Regions from separate parts of the Mus musculus genome. Here region 1 is linked to region 2. Evidence: chromatin loops called from intact Hi-C (ENCODE). Cell type or tissue: left cerebral cortex. All regions are shown on one strand. Links, peaks and the distances in the headings refer to the core of each region. The heading gives the core; the rest is flanking DNA. Region 1 overlaps Zfp957 (zinc finger protein 957). Region 2 holds the start of Gm30970 (a long non-coding RNA gene).

Region 1 (8,905 bases), core at 3,985-6,484, 89 kb after region 2:
CTGACTGACAGTCAAAGCCCCATGCTTCAAGTCCGTCCTCTGCACCTGTCCCCTTCCTGCCAGGGGGTAATATGTTCATCCCTGGTGTGTTTAGTCTCCAGGTAAATGAACCCGGACATGCTCACAAGTCTGAGTGAGGCACACAGAACCACAACCATCCCGGGTCACAGCAGCCTGGGTAGAGGCGGAAGAAGCAAGCACCCCTTTCTCACTATACAGGCTCCATCACCTTTTCCTTGGGCAGCCCTGGCTGGCCGGACTTCTGTTGATTTACAAATTGTTCTTTGCAAATTAAATCTAAGGTTACCCATCTGTGTATCAACTGGAAGCATTAACTGAATAGTTGTCATAAACCTCTGCTTGGGGCTTCTGTGCACATCACCTGAGAGAACCCAAGACTCTTGTCCCAGGGCATGACCCATGCCCTGCACTGTACTTGGCCTTACCTCCTGATTGATTCCATATCTTTTCCCTTTGCAGAAAAGACTCCTATTCACATCCCATCTGCTCACTCTCAGGCCTTCAGGGCCAACATGACCTCCAGAGAGAAGACTGACTTCCCATGAGTCTCTTTTGCTACAGCTTGGCTTCAGGAAGCCAGAAAATACCTCATGAGCCCTTGCTCTTTTGCAGACACTGTCCTGGCTTCCTCTTTAAGGAGTATATTCTAGTGGCAAAATCCAGTGAATAAACAGGTCAGCAGGTAATGTGTAGTTGTGACAAGCTCTCAGAGTAAATTGAAGAGGGTTAGGTTTGGATTCAGGGCCACTGTCTTAAATGAGGTGCACAGGGAAAAGATAGCTGAGGGAGTTGGGATAGGCTCTGTCAGTAAAAGCCACAAAAGCATGAGGACTTCCCAGGCTCGCAGAACTAAAAGAGAAAGCCAGGCTCTGGAATTGCACTGGGGGTGAACAGGGCAAGGGATGGCAGCAGGAGGATGCCTTGAAGCTCCAGGTAGCCCGGCCAAGTCAATAAACTTCGGCTGCAGCGAGAGACCCCCCTCTCAAAAAGCAAAGGTTGACACCAGTCAAGCAAAGAAGCTCTGCAAAGAGTGACACATTCTCAAAAGTAGTCCAAGTCGCTCAGGCCACTAGCTTCAAAACACTCTACAAGAGGAACACCATGCCTAGTACTGGAAAGTTAACCGACTAACTACCCAGTGCTAGTGAAGTCATGGATCCCAGAAGAGGATCTAACCCACCACTTTACTAAACCAGCACAATCCCCGACTGCATCCTAAATATTTGTTCTTTTAACCACAGAGAAGAGTAGCCTTTACCTCTCATGGAGGAAGCTTCTCTTTGCAACAGGCAGAAACCATTACAGAAAACCATGACCAATTAAAAGGCTTAATTGTGGAGCCCAGTCCTGTCAGATCCATCTGCAGTACAACTCTATCACTGTCTTAGTCAGGGTTTCTATTCCTGCACAAACATCATGACCAAGAAGCAAGTTGGATCTCATGGAGGCATTTCCTCTGAAGCTCCTTTCTCTGTGATAACTCCAGCTGTGTCAAGTTGACATAAAACTAGCCAGTACAATTGACCCCTTGTCAACTTGACACACAAACACATCACTAGTAAGCCTCAACCCTTACATTCTTATTCATCCCCAAGGTCTAAATAACTTTAAACGTCCCACAATCATTACATATTCTTAAAATTTCAATATCTTTAAAATATCCATCTCTTTTAAAATCCAAAGTTTTTACAATTAAAAGTCTCCTTAACTGTGGGCTCCACTAAAATAGTTTCTTCCTTCAAGAGGGAAAATATCAGGGCACAGTCACAATCAAAAGCAAAAATCAATCTCCAACCATCCAATGTCTGGGATCCAACTCACGATCTTCTGGGCTCCTCCAAGGGCTTGGGTCACTTCTCCAGCCATGCCCTTTGTAGCACATGCAGCGTCCTCTAGGCTCCAGATGCCTGTACTCCACTACTGCTGCTGCTGCTCTTGGTGGTCATCTCATGGTACTGGCATCTCCAAAACACTGCATGACCCTTCATGCCTTCAAAACCTGGGTGACCCTTACACATTACCAAGTTCTGCTGCAGCAGGAGTACAACCTTGGCTATCTCTGGAACACAGCCTCTTTGTGCTTTCAGAAAACAGTTCCCAGAAGATGTCACCTCAATGATGCTGGTCTCTTCTTAATCACCGCTAATTTCTTAGCTCCAGCTAACCAGCATCAATAGTCCCAGTAATGCAAAGTTTTTGCTTTAGTAGTTCTGGTATCTTGTTAATCACAGCTGATTCTTCAGCCCCAGCTAACCAGAACTACAGAATCTTCACAATCAAAACAGCAATGGCCCTGAAAAGAGTCTTTAATTTTCCCTCTGAAATTTCACAAACCAGACCTCCATCTTCTGCACTGTTCTCAACATTATCTTCCGAGCTCCTACACAACATCTGACAGAGCTCTTAACAACAAATGGATCTTCAAGCCCAAAGTTCCAAAGTCCTTCCACAGTCCTCCCCAAAACATGGTCAGGTTGTCACAGGCATACCCCACTCCTGGTACGAATTTGTCTTAGTCCTGCACAAACATCATGACCAAGAAGCAAGTTGGATCTCATGGAGGCATTTCCTCAACTGAAGCTCCTTTCTCTGTGATAACTCCAGCTGTGTCAAGTTGACATAAAACTATGCCGGTCGTGGTGGCACACGCCTTTGATCCCAGCACTTGGGAGGCAGAGGCAGGTAGATCTCTGAGTTCGAGGCCAGCCTGGTCTACAAAGTGAGTTCCAGGACAGCCAAGGCTACACAGGGAAACCCTGTCTTGGAAAAAAAAAAAAACAAATAAAACTAGCTAGTACAATCACCTAGAAGATGGAACAGAAAGATTGTAAGAGCTAGAGAACCAGGGTGTTTGTTGTGCAACTGTGTCTCCTAGAAATGTCAGGAACTATAACCATAAAGTCTCATCAACGTGACTTCCTAGACATGAGCTAAACCAGGAAACAACAGACATGCTAAAGTGTGTGTGTGTGGGGGGGGGGGGGCAGAAACCATGAGGCCTCGAAAATATACAAAACTACAAGAGCTAAGGAATGGTGAAATCTAGAGAAATACTCTTCCCAGGAAAGAGCACACCAATCGATTCTCCAATACCAAATGGTCAGCCCTGAAAACATACACACAAGTAACATTATACAGACTAAGCAGGTTGTATTGTTTAGGAATATGTTTGTATATAAACATACATGTATGTAATAATTGTTAATGTAAAGAAGAGGCCATGAATTTGAAAGAGAACAAGGAAGAGTAAGTTTAGGAGGAAGAACGTGAAGTGGGAAGTGATATAATGTCAAAAAATCCAAAAATTTAAAAAAAGAGAGATAGGACATGCTTCCGAAGGCCAAGGTTAGCATGAGAAGACAGTTGGCCGGAGATCAATAACTCAGAGCTAAGATGGCAGGAAGTGTATTTTGAAACTGGGGCCAATTTGCTAATGTACTACTTATGTGAGAGGAGCACAAATGAAGAGGAGTCCAGGACTTTGGACCCTCAGAGTTGAAAGCAGGAAGCTGCCACTGAAGGAATTCAGTCTGGAAGAGTGGGGAGTATAGTCTAGTCCATATCTCCTGCCTCCAAGACTGGTTTCCTTGCCACACAGCATGAGCTGTGGTATAGCTCCTGCCACAGAGATTTCCTGAGCCATCTCCAAATAGCCCCAGGTTTTATTCTTTGTCCTCTGTGGTCGAGGGCTAGAGGCACCTTGGCCACCTCCAAATAAAATTTCCTCAGCCATACTGAATAGCCTGGGAAATGTAGGAACTTCACAAACCCTAGTGGTCGCGAGAGGCCACACCCTGAGCAGACCCCACGCTGTGATACAACAGGCTTGCCTGAGGAGGGTTGGGACGGTGGGGGCGACAGGGACAAGGAAGAAGCAGAGAAAAGGAATACCAGAGCTTGCCAAGGTCATTGAAATCTTGTTCAGAATACATGGGGTGGGTTGTTTTTATTTTTAGGTTACAAGGAGAGCCACTTAACCAGAACATGTGGCTAAGAAAGACATCTTGTGGGGTTTTTTTTTTTTTTAGGTTTTCTTTTCTTTTATTCCCTGTAGCATTTTAGTCTGCAGATTTTTTTCTTTCTTTTGTTTTTAGCGTTTTAAGTTATTTGATAACAAGGGCTGGTGAGTTAAAGGTGCATGCTGTCCCCAAGGTCCCTAGCGTTCATGTTGTGCAGCGTGACTCCACCTCCAGGAAATCCAACATGTCTTTTGGTCTCCTTGGGCACCCATACTCATGTCCACTTAGCCACATACATAATTAAAGTAAATCATCAAACAAAAACATTTAAGAAAATAACCATAAAATAACCACAGTTTGGTATCCGCATAAACTATGGTCATGGTGCTCTATGTAAGTGGCTCACGGGATTTTCACCAGCATCTTCACCATTGAGTCACCTCTCTTAAATCCAGGGCCTCATCTCAGTAGGCATTCCATTTTTATTAGAGACACCTGCTTTAATTTATATAACTTACTTGGTGTTTATCAGCATCTGACTTCATGAGTCACATGGGTGAAAAATGTCCAAGCAAAGACATCCATTGTTTTTATGGGGTTTTGTTTTGCTCTTGGTGCTTGGAACGGAAACCTCATGCGTACCATTCAGTGTTCAACCACCGAGCTGTAGTCTCATCCAGGACACTCTTCTTCTACATATCTGTTCCTCTACAGGTTTTCAAGGTGTCCAAGTCATCACCCAGGGCTGAAAACTACTACTTTGGGTCAACAAATACTTCCTCAGAGCCTCCTGTCATTGGCCAATTCCAACTTCGTTAATCAAAGGATTGGGCACTGAGAGGGTATACGCGCATCTCTCCTCACAAAGTAAAATGAAGCAGACAAGGCTGAGGGGTATTCTGTGCAGAACTGAAATCAAATCCAAGTCTCCAAGGAAACATTGCTCATCTGCCAGGCCTCGCTTCCTGCTTCTCCACCTCCAGCCCTGCACATATTTCAAAGCCTTAAAAAAAAAAAAAAAAAAGACTTAAAAAATGCAATCTTCCCGAGCTGTGGGTCTCTCCAGTGTGCATAATAAAGAGGTACGACTACAAGCTGACTCAAGTGTGCCGGCGTTTGAGCGATCCTTCCCCCAGCTTGGTGGGGTGGTGGCCAGGAATCAGAGGAGAGAGAGAATGGCAAATCTTCTGGGACAAACTGTGTCGGAAACAGGTTCTGTTTCAATTCCAAATAGAATAGCCTTTGACACAGTCTCCTGGGCCCCTAGTTAACACCCATAGGGCCATCTGGACAGGTCCCTAAGACATAAACTATTCAGTAGCTACCTCCAGACCTGCCGTGATGGCTGTGACCTCTTCCCTTGTTGCTCCACTCCCTAGACACTTTTGTGGATAGACTCCAAATAACTTAATTCAAGTAAAATACGAGAAATGCCTGATCCTTAAAAACTCGGCATCTGCCCTGGCTAGCAAGCCAGCACGCTGGTGAGGAAGGAAAGCATCCTCTAGGATTCAGATGAGAGTGATAGCTGTACCTTGTACACCCATCTTCCCTACCTGCCTGCTTATGCGGTGTGGCGACCGAGAGGCAGATGTGGCCTTGCTGACCTGGGTCAAGCCATGATTCTACAATGACATCTGCATGCCTATGAGGCAACCCTGTAACTCCACTTTCCTCAAGGACTTATGAAGGATCTGAGAAGATGCTGACAAACACGGGTGCCCCATTTTTCCCCCATTCTTTGGTCCCCTCATTTGTCCTTTGGACCACCATTTGACAGAAAGGAGACTTCCCTTAATTCCACCCAACAGAGGTGTCCTTTCTGCAGGTGCAGAGGTAGAAGAGTAGAAGGGCCAGCCGTCCAAAGGCCCTGGTTTTGTAGAAACAAGTCTAGCTTCAGCATCCTACTAGGTAAGTAACTGCCAAGTGCTATGCACATTGGGAGAAAGGTCCAGGCTTGGTCCCAGATGATTAGGAGGATGTCCCATGACAGAGAGAGAGGGAGAGACAGAGAGACAGAGACAGAGAGAGACAGAGATCTGATACCCCCTCTTAGCTGATGATGAAGCCTCAGGGAAATCTAAGGATACAGGATTTTCCCTTTCCATCCAAGTCAGCGACCACATGGGGAAGAAACACAGGTTGCAGTAGTTCTGGGTCTGACCCATGTTTAAGTGATGGTAGTAGCTCCCCCCTCTTTCTATACTGAGGACCTTCAGGGAGCCCTGGCTGATGAACAAAATGTAGAGGGTTTTTATTGTAGGGGACTTTCTACTAGCTAGAAGCCACAGTTTTCCCAGGAACAATGCTGCCAAACGTACCAGCTAACCTTACTATCTGAAAGCAGCAAGTGTGTACTACTCCTGTGCTTCTGTGAGTTGCTAAGGCTCAGGTGAGTGACTTTTTTGGTTTTCTCATAGGACTACAGACAAGATACCCAGGATTGGAGTCTTCAAGGATCTCTCCTAGGACCCAGGGACGGCTGGCCTGTCTATGACCTAATCTCTAAGCCTCTGTTTCCCATGCGGCCTCTCTGTGTGATTTCTGAGGTGAGCTGGCTAAAGGGGGTAATTGCCTCTCACTTAGCAGGGAGCTGGCCTGGCCTGGCTTCCTCTGCGACCTCCTGATGGCTCAGAAATGAAGGGAAGGGGCAGCAGCTCTGCCTCTTCATGGTGGAGTGACAGTGTCATTTTCCCCTGTAATCCACTACACAGACCCAAGTCAGTCCTCACAGGAGAAAAGAGTTGTCGACAAACTCAAGTAGCTGTGACAGACACCAGAAGTGCGCTGGCTTGCTGTTGGAAGCCAGAGGCTGAGGAGAGATTGGTAAGGGCTGAGCCCACGTCCAGGCTTTGAGGCCGTACGAGGACTATACTGAGCTGAAGCTGAAGGCAGTAAACCCTGAACCCAAAGAAGGCACATGTCCCCAGGATGAAAGAAGTGTGTGGCGGATAGCAACTCCAAGGACTGGCAGCCCCTGGCTGAGGAGGCGGAAGGGAACCAGACACTCTTATTTGGTTTTAAGGCTCCAGGACGTCATGTTGATTTGATCTTTCTCTGAGCCCCGGAGTCCTAGGCACTGCCATATTATGTGCCACATCAGCCGGTGGACTGCAGACTGGCCTGCACCCTGAGGGGCTCCTTCAGACAGCTCTCAGGGGTTGTCCCGTGCCTCAGCTTTACCTCTGGCACATCCTGACAGACCCATCTCCCTTAATGTCCCAATGTCGCGTCCCTGCTAGCTCCCAGGCCACCCTTAGATGGGCGCTCCGACCTTCCATGTATGCAGGAGGACGTTAAAGCCTCCTGCTGAGCCAGGCCCATGCTCAGACACCCTCCAAAAGAGAGCTGAGGAGAACTGCTTTCTCTCTACTTGGCAACTACCCGAGGCTTGGCCTCTGAAAGCCAGACACGGTTTCTAAATGTTCACAGCAACTGATAAAATAAACACCGGCAGACTGTCATCCAGGGCCTTAGCAAACCAGATTCTGTCATCTCCCTCTGTCTCCTCACACCCTCTCTTCAGAGTATTCTGAGGCAAATCCCAGGCATCTTTTCTTTCATTCACGAGTATTTCCAAATTTGACTCTAGAAGCAAGGTGTCTTCAATGATGAGACTAACTCAGAGAGTTTGAGAACTCTAACCCAAGGGAAAGCCACTCAGTGGAATGTGGCATAGATGAGAGGGCACCAGGCTGGCCCAGAAGTTCAAGTTCCCAAGAACATGAAGGGACCGGAAGAAGAGAGAATGATAAACAGACACCAGGAAGATTCCTGAAGGTGACAGCTTGAGAGCAGCCACATGCTACTCTGCACCAGTCTTCCCGTTCCGAACTCTTCCCACCAGAACCACAATCTACACGTGTGTGGCCCAGGTGTGCCTGAAGGTAGAAAGAATCTTACCATTCATTTCTACCCCAAGACAGCACAGACTATAGTAAACAGCTCACCACAGAAGGGGTTAGACACCCAACAGCCACAGCCACAGCCACAGCCACACTGTCCCTCCTGCATTGTCACTACCCACAATACCCCACTCAGAAGAGTTCCTAAAGGACAGCAATTGCGCTTGAATCCCTCTCTATGTGCATAGGCCAGGGCCTCTAGACCTCGGCAGTACTCAGTGAATCAGAAGGCCGGTGGGTCTTTGATGTGGGTGATTAAGAAGCTGCAGACACGGTACCCTGGATGCTGTGGCAGTCCTAGCAAAGATGTCTGCGGACATTGCCAACTGTCCTTTGGAGGCAAAGTCGCCCATCCTTAATCAGCCTCTACTCTATATTTATAGTAAGTACACTTGTGTACTTGTAGCTTTAAAAAAAATAGAATTGCTTTATTCTATATAGAGAATATATTTATATTGAGAATTTTTAAGGACTGGAACCCAAGCTCTTCTGACGAACACTCACTTGCTCATTAAGGTCATTATAAACCAAGCCAGGCCCTGACAGCACCCTCCCTCATCTGGAAAGGGGAGGGGACCACTGCCAAGTTCTAGGCGTGCTGAAGTCTCAGGCTGGTGGGTCTATATTCTAACAAGGAGACACTGCTTAGACACTGTTGCTTCTCAGTCTAGCACAGTGGTTCTCACCCTTCCTAATACCGAGACCCTTTATCACAGATCCTCACATTGTAGTGATACCAACCATAAAATTATTTTCATTGCTACCTCATAACTGCTACTACCACACACACACAAAGGGGTTTGAACCCACGGATTGAAAACAACTGCTGTAACATCTATTATGTTGTAGGAAGCAAGCTGAACTGTTCCACTGACTTGAGATGGGTGCACAGAACTAAATCTTCTGTGTTGACATCACTGTGGAGGCTGTAGGTCATCTCACAGGTGAGACCCAATCCAGGAGCTAGAAGAAGGAATACCCCTTGAGGAGATTTGGGGAGTCATTTTCCACCCAACATCA
Region 2 (8,905 bases), core at 3,655-6,154:
GTACATGCAGGTTCCTGTTTCGTCCCATTTTCATAGTGGTTTTTACTGTCTGTTTCCATTCCAGTGTCCATAGAGTACCATCTCATGGTTTTGACGTGCCCTTCCCAGTACCTAACAGTGTTGCACTTCTATCTGGTCGTCATGTGTCTGTTGACTGGCTGTGTATCTTTGAGGAAATAGCTATTCAAATCCTTTGCCCAGTTTCCATTGGGTTGTCTTTTTGCTGTTCCATTATCAAATTTTTATATAAAAGCTCCTATCTGGCTATGATTTGCAAATACATGTTCTCTTTCCGTGAATTGTATTTTCACCTTCCCATTGAAGCACAAAAATTTCTAACGGGAGCTGGGTGTGGTGGCGCATGCCTTGAATCCCAGCACTCGGGAGGCAGAGGCAGGCGGATTTCTGAGTTTGAGGCCAGCCTGCTCTACAGAGTGAGTTCCAGGACAGCCAGGGTTATACAGAGAAACCCTGTCTCAGAAAACCAAAAAAAAAAAAAAAAAATCTAATGGGATACAACCAGTGTTACTTGGTTTTCTATTGGTTGTTGTCCAGTTAGGGTTTCTATTGCTGCAACAGAAAACCATGACCAAAATGCAAGCTGGGGAGAAGAGGGTTTATTTGGCTCAGACTTCACTCTCTCTCACTGCAGGAAGTCAGAACAGGAACTCCAACAAGGCAGGAACCTGGAGGCAGGAACTGATACAGTGACCAAGGAAGGGTGATGCTTACTGGCTTGCTAATCATGGCTTGCTCAGTCTCTTTTCTTATAAACCATCAGCCCGGGGGTTACACCACCCACAATGGACTATACCCTCCCCCATCAATCACTAACTAAGAAAATGACCTACAGGGTTGCCGACAGCCCAATTTTACAGAGGCATTTTCTCAGTTCAGATTTCCTCGTCCCAGAGTAGTTTGTGTCAAGTTGACATAAATTTAGCTAGGACAGTTGCTTATACTTTGGGTGTCATATCTGAAAATTCGTAACCTCATCCAAAATCACAAATATCTATCGCTGTGTCTCTAGGAGTTGTATAGATTTAGGACTTACGTCTAAGCCTTTGACCCATTTTGAGTTAATTTTTTTTGGTATGTTATAAGATAGGGATCCCAAGTTAATTCTTTGTCTATGGAGATCCAGTTGTCATGGCACCATTTTTGTTTGTTTGTTTGTTTGTTTGTTTGTTTGTTTGTTTTTGAGCACTGTAAAACAATTGAATGGCTTTGGTACAAAGCCGTCTAACCATGAAGTCAAGGCCTCTCCATTTATCCCACTAATGTCTAGCTTACGTCAGTATTACACTTTCTTGATGATGGTGACTTTTTACTGAGTTTTTAAATGAGAGAGCACGAGTCCGCAACACTGTGGGCTGTCTTGGTTCCCTTGCATTTATTTGTATACACATTTTAGAACTAGATTATTGGTTCCTACCAGGAGCCAGGCAGGATATTAATAAAGATAAAGTGAGTGTGGAGGATGTTGCTACCTTAGCACCGTTAACTCTTCTGGTAGATCATGAATATGCATGTTCTGTTTATCGAGGCCATGAGTATCCATATTCTTATATTTATTGGGGTTCTTACATTCCTTCCAAGAGTGTTTGTAGTTTGCAGAGTATAGGTTTCACATTGTTTTATCTTTTTTTGTTTGTTTGTTTTTTTGTTTTTTGTTTTTTCGAGACAGGGTTTCTCTGTGTAGCCCTGGCTGTCCTGGAGCTCACTTTGTAGACCAGGCTGGCCTCGAACTCAGAAATCCGCCTGCCTCTGCCTCCCGAGTGCTGGGATTAAAGGTGTGTGCTATCATGCCCGGCTGTTTTATCTTTTTTAATGCCACTGAGTATATTTTTCTAATTTTATCTTTGAATGTTCATTATCAGCATATGGAAATAATATTAGTTATTGATCTTCTGTTCTGCAGCTTTGCTGTTCCAATAACTTGTTCTAATAGTTTTTAGTAGAACCCCTGGAATTTCTTATTTATTTATATTTATTTGTAGTTAGTTGGTCAGTTGTTGATTGACTAATTATTTTTTTAAGATTTATTTTATGTATATAAATACAATGTAGCTGTATAGATGGTTGTGAGCCACCATATGGTGCTGGGATTTGAACTCAGGACCTTCAGAAGAGCAGTCAGTGCTCTTAACTGCTGAGCTATCTCTCCAGCCCAACTAATTATTTTGAAATACAGTCTCACTCTGTAGAACAGGCTGGTCTGGAACTCAGAGCAATCTCCTGTCTTGGCCTCCTAAGTGCTGAGATTCCATGCATGAGGTGCCACACATGGCGAAGATATTCTGTTTATACAAGTCTGTGCAGTGTACTTCTTTCTTTCCCATCTGAACATCTTTTACTTTATGTTCTTTCCTAGTCCTGACAAGATTCTCTAGTATAGTGTTGGGTGGGCATGGTGGGATAACAGTTGTCATGTTATCTTTGAAGTTTTCATACATGACTTTCATTGGGTTGTTGAATTTTCTTCCATTTTTCATTTGTGGAACATTTTTGTCATGAATTCCTCAAATGCTACTTATGCATCTGTTAATATAATCACATAGTTTACCCTTTATTCTATTAATTGTGAATTATAGTAGTATATTTTTATGCATAAGTTCAACCTTCCATTCCCAGCTTAAAGCCCACTTGGTCATAATACATAATCCTGTTTTTACTGTAATAGGTTCAGTTTCATATCAATTTGTTGAAAGATGTTCACACCTCACTGGATGTTGGTCTATAGAATTTGTTTAATACAATGTCTTTCTAGTTTTTGGCATCAGCCATATTGGCCTCATAGAGTCAGTTGACAAATGGCCTCTCTTTCTGTTCTTTAGAAGAGTTCATAAAGAATTGTTCTCAGTTCTTTAAATGTTTGATACACTTAGAGGTTATAGTTTCTGATCTTGAGTTGTCTTTGAGGTATAGGCTTTTTAAAATTCTCTGTGTGTGTGTGTGTGTGTGTGTGTGTGAGTGTGTGTGTGTGTGTGTGTGTGTGTGTGTGTGTGTGTGTGTGAGTGTGTGTGTGTGTGTGTGTGTGTGTGTGTGTGCCGGTCAGAGGACAGCTTGGGAGACTTGGGTCTCTCCTTCTACCATGTGTGTTCTGGGGCTCAGATGCAGGTTGTTAAGCTTGGCTGCAGGCGCCTTTTCTCTGAACCATCTCCCTGGCCCCTTGAAAAAGGCTTTTAAGTTACTACTTACTGGCTCTTAAGTTGTTGCAGGCAATTTGAGATGTTAAGGTTGTCAGTTGGTGTAGGCTATGACCTAGAGCTTATCTGTCATTGGCACCTTCTCAACTCAAATAAACTGTTAAAAAATGATTATTGATCAGATGCCTCTCAAAATACTAGTCTACTTGAATGTAAATATTAATAAGTGGATCAGTCCTGAAGTCCTCTTAGTGCAACAGTAGTAGAAACTGAGCAGGGGTTGGGGGGTGTGCCTTGAACTGAGAAGGCAAAGCAGATGTCCCTGTGTCCCTCCAAGACCTGACCTGACCACTCACCTCAGGTGGGAGCCTAGGAGAAGGGCGCGCAAGTCCTCCTTATGGAGGTAAGTCAGACACCAGGTAGACACTCCTGCATATTTACTACTCAGTGACTGTCTTCTTGTACTGTGTAGGCCAATTGGTGCCCTTGTCTTTTCCCAGCCAGACTGGCAAGTCTTCCCTGCCAGATGAAGAGATGTGACAGGCAAACTCCAAGGGCCACACCTTTCCTCTCAAACCGGAAACAAAGCTATGGATAGTGTCTAGTTTATTCTTCTAAAACCAAGTCATTGGCTCATTTATGTCACACCTGTTCATTACTATGAGTAGCTTGAGACAGAGGCAGCCATAACCCTTGAAGCTCTAGAATAGGGCAGAGCAGAGTGAATGCTGGCCTCCCTGTACCCACTGTGTGGCCATAGCAGCTGCCTGTACAAGCCTCAGTGTTCTTTGGATGAAATGGAAGTGATAAGACTTGAACCATGCATAGAAAACATTTCACTGAATGGATAATGTTAATGTTTGGGTGTCACCAGTTTTAAAAAGCTCATAAATCATAGAGTGTTTCCAGTGTCCTTTGTGATCTGAGAAAAGCTGGCCCTGTTCACACCCAGGCATAGAGGCACAAAAAAGAATGTCATAGAAGCTAACCTCAGAGGCACAGAAACCCTGACCCTGAGCCCTCTTATCGTCTCCCACCCCAACACAACACACACATCCATCTCAAATAACAGGGGCCTGTAGAATTTGATATGCATTATTTGAAAATAGAAAACTTCACATAAAATCTAAACAATCTCTGACACTGTTGTCAAACTCTCTGTAGAGAATTTCTTAGGAATTTTCATCAGAGAAGAACCTCAGGGTTGGCTGTGTAGGATTAGAGCTGACACAGTGATAGAAAAATGGCTGCAAAATCAGCCGGGTAAGGAAAGACTTTTGGTGTTTCTATAATAATGATGTAATTTGTTCATTGGCATATAGCTCCACTGAATATTATAATCGGTGCCCATTTTAGCTTGCTGCAATGAAGAGATGTATAGATAATGGGAAATATTTCATTTAACTGCTGCTCCTTTTGGTTTAAACTGTTAATGCTCCATTTCTGTGACCCTTACCTCCTGAGCCATGTGCTCTGTGGGCCTTAAACTCTGACTGAGTGCAAAGCATCCGGCTGCGGGTGTAAACTGCGCCTCAGCATCCCTTGCTCCTGAAGACTGCCCTCTGCTGTCTGTCCATCCTGGCCATGTCTTCCCTTAGCAGCCTCTCCTCCACAAGCTGCGATTGCGGCTCTTCGCTCTGCGAGTGATGGAGAATTGTTCATCTCCTGGGATGATCAAACTTTGCAGGTCTGTGGGCAGACTATTTGAGGAAAAGGTTGTTTTACTGTGTGCTAAATGTAGCTTCAAGCAAGAACTATTGTTTGAGACCTTTTATAGGCATAGATGAAATTCCTTTTGCCATTTGAACAGTGTTTACATTCAGGAAAGCCCACAGTTGAGTCTCTGACATACTGTGAAAGGCCCTTTTGTTCTGCAGAGCACCACACTTCCTCATCCTTTGAGTCACCTTGTTTTTATTCTCTTGTTTACTTTTCTGGGGAAATAAAGCCCATCTCCCCAGTAATGTCAAGGGAAGAGCTATTTCAGAAAGCTTAGCTGTTGATAGAAAAAAAAATAGAAATATTTTTAAAACCTGAACCAGATAAATATCATAAGCTCAAGTTTCCAAAAATTCTTAAGATTTTTTTTCCAAACACTAAAAAAGGGAATCTTTTTTTAATCATCCTAATTAGTAGCAATCAGGCTCAGGAAACCTGGCGCTGCACATGGGGTGCGAGCACGGTACGGAGGCCTGTTCCTGAGGTACTGGGAGAGCCCCTCGCCCCTAACTGTGCAGAAATCTTAGCATCTTGCCAGGGTTTCAGAATGAGCTTAGCTTTGCCGGCTGAGCCTGAAATCTTTGATAAATACTTATTTATCACCGAATTGCCAGCTTGTTCTCACATGTTCAGTGCCAGCACAATTCCCTATACTGACTTTACATCCACTAGACTTCCATTGAAGGAATGTCTTCAGGGTGGCAAATAATAGGTTTTGGATTTTTAAAATTTTTCTTTTAAAAGGGAGACCCTTTACCTGCACATATCCTGGTGTATCTAAGAGAAGCTTATTGTCTGTGGGTTTGTATTTGAGTGGTTTGTGTGTTTAGCCTTACCAAAAGTGCCGAAGTGGGTTACCTGTGGGTTAGATCATTTTTTCAAACCCATCTCCACTTACCCAAAAGATGACTTCCATTCTTTTTACGTATCATAAGAGCTTCCCATCTGCATTTAGGTCCCAGGTTTTGTCACAAGTAGAGCGTCAGTCAGCGACCCATCTGCTCCGAGGTCTTTTATGGGACTATTTTCTTCTGTAACTAAGAAGACAGTGTGCCTTGTTGCCATTGTCAGGAAGCTTAGGTGAGGGGAAGGCAAGAGACCTGTCCCTGTCAGCACCACTCCTCCTCCTAACAACACCCTTGTGATGCTGGCCATGCGGTCAGTCCCATTTACACGTGAGAAACTGCCGCCTCCGAGGGATTGTATAATTTACCAGTGTCCTGTGACAAGGAAATCTCTGAGTCTCTCTGAGCCCTGCTCACAACTGTCTGTGTGTACAGCACCTGTTCCTGGGCTTCTGAGGATGCTGTGGTCCCTTGCAAATGCTGCCTTGCTGATGTACGTGGATTCCTGTACATCTGTCCTACACGTGAGTTAAAAGGGAAGACACTGATGCCTTAGACACATTTCTTGCCACGGTGTGCTTTAGAATAGAGAACTCTGGGACTCTTAAGAACATATTCTCTATCAAAGCCAGCATAACAGATCAGCTCAGTCTGGCTTTTGCACTGGCAAGAACTGGGCTTAGCGTTAACAGTTTTGTGTGTGTCAATGAATGAGCTGTTTTTGTGCTTGAGTTTTACTTTCCTGCCCTGCAAAGTGGAAATTGCACAATATGGAGAGCAGTGACTATTAGCAGTGGTCTGTGTAAGGTTATAGACTGTAATGGGGGTGTTGTTCTGTGCACAGCCCAGGCCTCTGAGTGGCACTCAGTAGCAGGCCCGTGGGCTGACTGAGTTAACGAATGACTGCATGTTCCTCAGCAGACAGATCCATTCTCATTTCCAACCCTACAAATGAAATACAAGAAACTTCTCCTAAAAGCTTCCATGAGACAGAAAGCAGTACACGTTCTCTTCTTTGCGTTTTGTGGAACATGTTTCCTTTCTTTTAGAGGCATGCCAAGAAACATATAAATAAATAAGAAATATCACAGTTGGTATTATCTGACTTAAAATATGTTGAACTTGACAAGAAACAAGCCGAAGACATTGAAGTGCAAACTTGAATTTGGAATTTGCAGGGGTGGGGGAGGCGGAAGCGGCCTTTCCATCGGCACTTGAACATATTTCTTCTCTTTCTCGTAAGATATCTTTCTCTCTTAAGTCTTGCTGGGAGCAGTCATGTGGTCTATTCGCCACTGGAAGTGTCTCAAGTCCCCTTCATGCCATGCCTTTAGACACTGAGAGCAAACATATTTTCAGGAGTTGTAAGGGGAGGAGGCTCTCAGTCCAGCTGCAAGGCGACAAGAGGGTGCTGCAGTCTCTGCCTGGCTGCCCGAGGTAGGAAGGGTCAGCTTGGTGTTTAGAATATCTGCAGCAACATTGAACTTCCCAAAGGAGGTCATGGGAATTAAATGATTTGGACAGAATGCGGAATCTTACACAACTCAAATTTCACAAAGCCTTCTTGATTAAAACCTGACTTATTTTCCCAGTGCTAATATTACTATGATATATACCTAACACATGCCGACTAAAAAATAGATGATTCACACTATGCCATATCTTTTACTCTCAGAAAGAGTAGAGTAATAATGGTTAGTCTAGATAAGTATGGTGAGGCCAAGGATTTTTCCAAGCGATTCTGTGTGATTTCCTACAGTGCCACTGTGGATAAGACAGGCACCTTTGTCTTTCTTGTAGATGAGGGCCTTACGTGGCTATGTGTCAAGAACCAGGGTTTAAATCCAGGCGGACAAGTTACAATGCTATACTTCTAACCATGTTGAAGAGTTGTTTTTTGGTTTTTTGTTTGTTTGTTTGTTTGTTTTGTTTTGTTTTTAAATACCAGCAATATATGTCTATGGACAAAGAATACATTTGATGATTCTAGAAAACTCAGAACAGGCAAGCTGCTCCCCTTCATTCTGTGTTTTCTTAGGTTTCACATAAAGATTAGAGGAAAATCTCTTCAAGACCTTCCAAGGATTCGCCCAAGGCTTTGGAAAAATCTTGCTTTAATATAACGCATGGTAACACACACTCATCAACTTTTGATGAGATGTGTCTGGGTGGACTTACAAAAGGACGTTGAGTTTTGCCTGCAGTAAGTAGAAAGGCATGTGTAGATTTATTCATTTCTAGATGTTTGGTTCTTTAGAGTTACAGTGGCCAAATTTTACTTATAATGCATTCTGTGGGAGTGGCAGCCCTAGAGCTTCTTCCAGCATCCATGAGCACTACATCAAGTTAGGAAAAGGACCCCCGAGGAGAAGGATAGAGAACACTTGCGTTCTCTGTCTCGAGTGTAACGTACAGCAGTGGAGAAATCAATCATTGAAATCAATAGTTGAAAAAAAAAAGTATGTTTATTGGGGGTGAGGAAACATACACATGTCAGACACACAGAGACAAATGCCCTCTGCGTAGCAGAAGCTGGAAAGCCCGTCTCTCCTGAGAGCTGGAGTTCTAAGTCTGCAGAGTTCCCTCCTCTAGTTCAGGGCTGGTCAGTTTGAAGAAGGATAGGGTGACGGAGTGGCCCCCCAACGGGTTTGTAACATGTTCTGATCCAGCCTTGAACTTATCGTGCCAGTCCATCACCGGGTAGCCTGCTGGTGGGAGACAAATCTCACCAGGCTCTTGTTTTAAGATACCAGGTTTTCTTTCAAGTCAGGAGGCTGAGGAAGAAGCAGTCATCTTGGAAGTTTACTGTCTTTATTACCTAGCCTGGTCCCTTGTCTGTGTGTCTGCCTTCTGGGGAGTCTGTCTAACTCCTAGTCTCTCCCTTCTACCGAAGGAGTGTTGCCCATGTTGATTGGTGCCAAGAAACAAGGCTTAATTTAGTACCCAAATAGCACAGTTCCCTCCCCTAAAGGGCTAAGCTGTGTGTAATAACCAGCCATGATAACTAGCATGCAATAATTAGTTAAGACTGAAGGCACTGTTTTTAATCACTTAGTTGGACTTTTAGTGATAGGAGCAGGGAGATCTGCCCTGCCAAGGACCTCAGGTCTCACTAACCTCTTCAGCTCTTCCTCACCTCTAAGCCCTCTGAACAAAATGGTTTGATCACAACTAATAATCATTCTTATTATT

What was found. A loop is a pair of places that touch in the nucleus more often than their neighbours do. Peaks named below come from ENCODE experiments on the same cell type or tissue, not always from the same donor. Only the 100,000 strongest peaks of a DNase experiment are listed, where the experiment ranks them.
Region 1: it touches region 2 in a loop (2.8-fold over the local background); 5 of 42 quality-filtered maps call a loop at or near these places.

What each region holds. Positions count from the first base shown.
Region 1 is chr14:79,218,881-79,227,785 of GRCm38, forward strand. Zfp957 (zinc finger protein 957) reads right to left here. Exons shown (of 3, transcript NM_001033215.3): 2 at 4,499-4,983. Among named protein-coding and RNA genes, the nearest start is that of Zfp957, 24 kb to the right of the region's middle. In left cerebral cortex, for the core only: no CTCF peak of the experiment used is centred there; a DNase peak (open chromatin) is centred at 4,984; H3K27ac peaks cover 478 bases.
Region 2 is chr14:79,130,282-79,139,186 of GRCm38, forward strand. The region is part of intron 37 of Vwa8 (von Willebrand factor A domain containing 8); the gene reads left to right. It overlaps Gm30970 (a long non-coding RNA gene), which reads right to left and starts at 4,936. Exons shown (of 2, transcript XR_383637.4): 1 at 4,606-4,936. In left cerebral cortex, for the core only: a CTCF peak has its summit at 4,720 (motif pointing left); a DNase peak (open chromatin) is centred at 4,726.